Linked DNA regions of Homo sapiens: region 1 is linked to region 2. A link is a contact called in ENCODE Hi-C data. All regions are on one chromosome and are shown on one strand. The core of a region is the stretch at or near the end of the contact, and the rest is flanking DNA. Distances in the headings are between cores, read along the strand shown. Region 1 has its middle 98 kb from the start of ARSJ. Region 2 overlaps CAMK2D (calcium/calmodulin dependent protein kinase II delta).

The links. A loop is a pair of places that touch in the nucleus more often than their neighbours do. Pooled maps may share reads with other maps.
Region 1: a map of naive thymus-derived CD4-positive, alpha-beta T cell shows a loop between it and region 2 (2.9-fold over the local background). The contact joins two enhancer-like sites. A Hi-C loop is called at or near these places in 7 of 168 maps with a recorded cell type or tissue (CD4-positive, alpha-beta memory T cell, CD8-positive, alpha-beta T cell, GM12878 and 2 more), 4 of 37 single-sample maps with no recorded cell type and 15 of 50 pooled maps.

Annotation. Positions count from the first base shown.
Region 1 is chr4:114,076,399-114,079,119 of GRCh38, reverse strand. No RefSeq gene overlaps it. Among named protein-coding and RNA genes, the nearest start is that of ARSJ, 98 kb to the right of the region's middle. Within about 2 kb of position 1,324, at least 2 of the 41 ENCODE cell types and tissues checked have a DNase peak (open chromatin) inside an H3K27ac peak, as active enhancers do.
Region 2 is chr4:113,635,208-113,637,918 of GRCh38, reverse strand. The region is part of intron 3 of CAMK2D (calcium/calmodulin dependent protein kinase II delta); the gene reads left to right. Among named protein-coding and RNA genes, the nearest start is that of CAMK2D, 130 kb to the left of the region's middle. Within about 2 kb of position 1,263, at least 8 of the 41 ENCODE cell types and tissues checked have a DNase peak (open chromatin) inside an H3K27ac peak, as active enhancers do.

The DNA of each region.
Region 1 (2,721 bases), core at 75-2,574, 440 kb before region 2:
GGAGAGAGACCCTGAGCTTAGGGAACTCAAATCTTGTATTATGAACAATAAGCATGCCGGCCCTTTACTCCAAATGGAAATAATCTTTCTATCTCCCAAGGCTGTTCCTATACAAACATCTGTGTAAAGATAATTCAGAATAGTCAGTCAGTGCCTCTGCTCACAAGATGCTAAAAAACATGAGGCAACCTTATTGTGTCCCAACAAAATTCACTCCTCACTTTTACATCATCTTAACTTCTGGTGAATTTTTTCATGAGTACACCATTTCCCAATTCCATCAGCCACTTTGATTAATTTGACTCACAAAGCCTCAAACCAAATCCATTCCATTTGTCCCATGCAACATTTAATTAACACTGCTATCACAGGATGAGAGCAACTAGCAGTACTGACCTCAACCAGGCCCCTAGAGTTCTGGACTCAAATAGCTTCACAGATGTCACAAATGCTTAAGGTCTACCTTAGAAAGTGTTTTAGACTGCTAGGGCTGCCATAACAAAGTAACCACATATTAGGTTGGCTTCAACAAGAGGAATATATTTTTCTCACAGTTCTGGAGGCTGAAAGTTGAAGATCAAAGTGTCAGCAGGTTTTGTTTCTCCTGGGGCCTCACTTCTTTTCTCGAAGATGGCTGTTTTCTTACTGTATCTTCACATAGTCTTTCCTCTATGTTCATGAAGCCTTTGTGTTTCTTCTTCTTCTTATAAGGACACCAGTCATACAGGATCAGGACCACACACTAATAACATCATTTTAACTTAAGTTCAAGATCAAAGTGTCAAAATGGTTAGTTTCTTCTGAGAACTTTTCTCCTTAGCTTACAGATGGCTGTCTTCACATGGTCTTTCTTCTGCATGTGTTTGTGTCCTGATCTCCTTGATTTATACAGACCACAGTCATATTGCCTTAAGGTGCACCATAATGATCTTATTTAACCTCTTTAGAGACCTCATCTCCAAATACAGTTACATCCTGAGGTACTAGGGGTTAGGACTTCAACATATGGATTTTAGGGAAACATAATTCATCCCAAAATAGAAAATGAGGTGGCTTTCTGTTTAACTTTCTGTATTGGCCTTTCCACTTGGTGACTGTAGAGTCCACAATGGCATGTAAGGATAATTCTATCATCTGTAACAATCCTGGACAGTGAGAGGAGGCTAAACTGCATGGCTTCCAGGGCTTTAGCTAAAGTTAGGGACAAATTTCTCACAATGCTTTCCTAAATGAATGATTTGTATCACAGGGATGACTGCCAACAGGGGCCATGTAATTAATGACTCAGTGATTCATCCAGGAAGCTCCCCAGAGTAAGCAACAGCAGCTTCATATTGGAAAGAACTCCATGTCATCTGATAACTATGTGATCTACTGATGGTATTCCTTAAAATCTAGATAGTCTCAGATGACTGCCTCAGAGGAACAAGTAGCTGTGTTTTCAGGAGGGAAGCAAATGAATGCCTAGAATCCACACAAAATGTTCAGTCCCAGAGACACATATGGTGACTCTACAAAGAAAAGGTTGTTTGCAATAATTGAGCCCTCAGTTGGGGTAGCACATGTTAATGGTGCTTCCAAATTGTTCTCATATCCACATGATGGATCTTAGGGTTCCCAGTTCAGTTCAAAAACTGAGTTGAGTCCTTTGGTTTTGGAGACAGTGAGTGAGGGAAGTAAGTCCAAGCAGTTGTCTTGCCTTATACCATAGCTGGGTGGGATTTGTGTGCTCCATGGAACAAGCAGCAGCTCCAGGAGTGGAGCTGATACAGACATCTGGAGGTGGTGACGGATGTTTTGCATGGAAGATGCAGGAGCTTGGGCCATCCTCTGTTATTTCCAATAAATTTCTTAGTAATATTAAGGGGAATGATTGTCAAATTGTACTCAAAGCTGTCTAGCAGAGGACAGAAGATTCACCAGTATGCTAAATTTAATTGCAACAGTTTGGAAAAGCCACCCAAGTCATTTCTCATTCATGAGAAAGGCTATAGGGCTGATTCCAAAAGAAAAAAGATGATTAATATCCTTCCCTTTCCAGTATTTTCTGTGGTCTGAGTAATTTCTTTCCCATGCCAAAGTCATTGTTTTCCCTTCACTGCCACAAAATTGATGTGTCTCATTCCAGTAGCTATAACTTTACCTTTTTTAAAAAAAACATTTTTTAATCACACCTAGGCCTTTCATCTGTAAAGAGTCTGGTACAAGAAAGGCAACAGTATTTTTTTAAATTTTTTTTTTACTTTAATCAGTTTTATTCATACAAATGTTTACAGTTATAAGTTTAGAACAAGTCACTGATAAAATACAGATTGGATTGTTTTCAGTATTATGCTTTGGGTATATATTATCACAATTCTTTTTCTTATTTTTAATTTAATTTTAGATTTGGAGGTACATGTGCAGATTTGCTTTATGAGTATATTGCATGATGCTGAAGTTTTGGCTTCTAGTAATCCCATCAGCCTAGTAGTGAACAAAGCACCTGATAGGTAGTTTCTCAACTCTTATTTCCTTGTCCCCTTTCACCCTTTTAGAATAGCCAGTGTTTATTGTTTCCATCTTTGTCTCCATGAGAACCCAATGTTTAGCTCCCATTTATAAGTGAGAACATGTGGTATTTGATTTTCTGTTTTTGCATTAACTCACCTAGGATAATGACCTCCAGCTGCATCCATGTTGTTACAAAGGACAAGATTTCATTCATTTTTATGGCTGCAT
Region 2 (2,711 bases), core at 14-2,513:
TGTCAAATCCTGGAAACTGTATAAAGATTTAGTATTTATTATTATTTAGTATTTATTATTATTTCAAAAACATTTCAACTCTGGTATGTCCAGGCAGCCTATCTCTGCATGGTAGAGGCCTGGGAACCAACCTATGGATTAAAAAAAAATGTGTACTTTTATAGTTTCTAGGAAAAAAGTTCAGATTATATCTTCCTAGGTAGATATTTTATAGAAATTTACATCCAAGTTTATACCACAGTAAATCTCTAAGGGACAGATTTCAAGGAAACCCCCTGAATAGTTGGATTACTGTTTTCTTGCAGCTAAAAATTTTTGATTATGTGCCCAAACCAAAACAAAAGATTGCATTTAGCTTCCTCGATGAGAATTTCTGAAACCAAATACAAATGAAACCACAGGAGGAAAGATAAGGACTCACAAGTTTATGAAACTTGCTAATGGGACTTTAACTCCCTCTTAGACTCACTCACTCAACTTTCTTATTCCATTTGATATATTTTATTTTACATTATTTTGAAAAACAAAATGAAACATTGGGGGATATGTTCCATTTTGAATATAGAACTATTTTGAGAATTGTAGGAAAATCATTGTATATTTAGAATTACACGTGTCCTACAAAATTGTCCTCATACATTTATTCATCCATTTAGCAAATCTTTTTTAATATCTGTCATGTTAGGTACTCTTCTGTACACCTGTGATACATCAATAAGCAAAGCTGACAAAATTCTTTGCCCTTATACTGCTTCTATTCTGGGAACAGGGGCTGTGAATAAACAAATAAAAAAAGCCTGTCATATTGTGGTCAGATTGTGGTCAGATTATGGTAAGTGGGCCAAGTGTGGAAGGAAGTCAGGGAGCATGCCTTGCAGATACCTGAGGGAGGAGCCTCTAAGGGGTAGTGAGATGGGGGTTTATCTGGCAAGGATGGGAGCAGCTTGCAGGCCATGCAGCATAGTGTGGTGTGGAGTGAGGGGACTGGAAGTAGGGCAGGGGCCCTAGGTCATTGTGAAGACCTTTACTTTCCATCTGAGTGGGATTGTTATGGACTGAATGTTTGTGCCCACCTCCCCAATTCATATGTTGAAGTTCAAATCCCCAATGTGATGGTATTTAGAGATAGGGCCCTTTAGAGGTAATTAGATTTAGAGGAGATCATGAAGATGGGACCTCCTTGATAGCGTGAGTGTTTTTATAAGAAGAGGAAGTGACTAGAGCTCTCTCTCCACTATTTGAGTTCACAGTGACAAGGGGGCCATCTATCTGCAAGCCAGGAAGCAGGTCTTCATCTGAAACCAAATTTGCCTGTACCTTGATCTTGGACTTCCCAGCCTCCGGAACTGTGAGAAATAAATATGTTGTGTAAGCCACCAGTCTAATGGTGTTTTGTTATGGCAGTCCGAGTAGATTATTAAGGATAGGAGGGCTTCAGCAAGTTCTGAAGAGAGGAGTGAGCTGATCTGACTTCTGGTTGAAGAGGATCACTCTGGCTGCTATGCTGCAAGAGGACTGCAAGGGCCAAAGCAGAGGCTGGAAGACCTGCTAGGAGACAGTTGGAGTAATCGGTGGCTTGAATTGAGGTAGCAGCAATGGAAATAGAACACAGTGGTCAGATGCAGGATGTGCTTTGAAAGTAGAGCTGAATGTACTGGTGGATTGGATATGAGTTATTATGGACAGAGAGAGGTCAAGGATAAATCCAGAGAAACTGTGAGGATAGAGTTGTCTCAGTGGAGGTGGACACAGCTGGGAGTGAGGTAGAATGTTGTGATGGGAAGATGAAAGGATTTGTTACCGGCACATTAATTTTAGAATACCTATTAGACTCCTGAGTTGGAGATGCCAAAGACGTCATTGGATGTGAGTCTGAAATCTGGTAGAGAGTTCAGGGTTGGGAATATAAAATCAGAAGTTGACAGCATGCAACAGGAATGTTATTTAAAATATTTGATAACCAGTATGACTTGAGAACCAACCAATCAAAGCAGATGCCTGCTTTAACCACAGGCATAGCTGTACAGCTCCTGTCAGCAGGCTATCAGTCCAATATGCACTTGCATTTGCTAAAACATATCCTTTCTACATTGGTCATTCTCAACCTTTACAGATAAACTACAAATTTTATCAATATACCATAAATGCAGATTACCCATTAAAACCAAAAAAGGCACCAACTAGAAAGCATAAGCAGGGAATATTTATTTTCTCCACTATTATATTTGTCCACTCCCTAATTCACATTATGCCCACTGTATTTTCTTGTAAGGGTTAAGTACAAGTATTTAACATACTAACATATTTGTGAAGGCCAGGGACTAGTTTGAAAGTACCAGCTTTCAAGTACAATGGACTTGTATTTGAGTCCTGGATACTCCATTGTACTGTTTTTGCAGAAATAAGCTCCTTTTCCTTCCTTTTTCTGAAAATAAGTCTGTAAAGCTGGAAATAAGACTACTTCACATTGTTATAAGGATTAGAAATTCTATATATAAAGGATCTATTACAGTGCCCATTAATTGCAGTACAATTTCCCACACAAATTGTAGGATTTTAGAGCTTGAAAAGACCTTAACTTGGCTTGTGTTCTTAATAATAACTGGTCAAATTATTATAATATATCACACAATATATGTTGGATTTAGGCTGTAAGCTACATTCAGAAATGCTTGGGCATAAATATGTGCACACTTGGACACCCTGTTTAC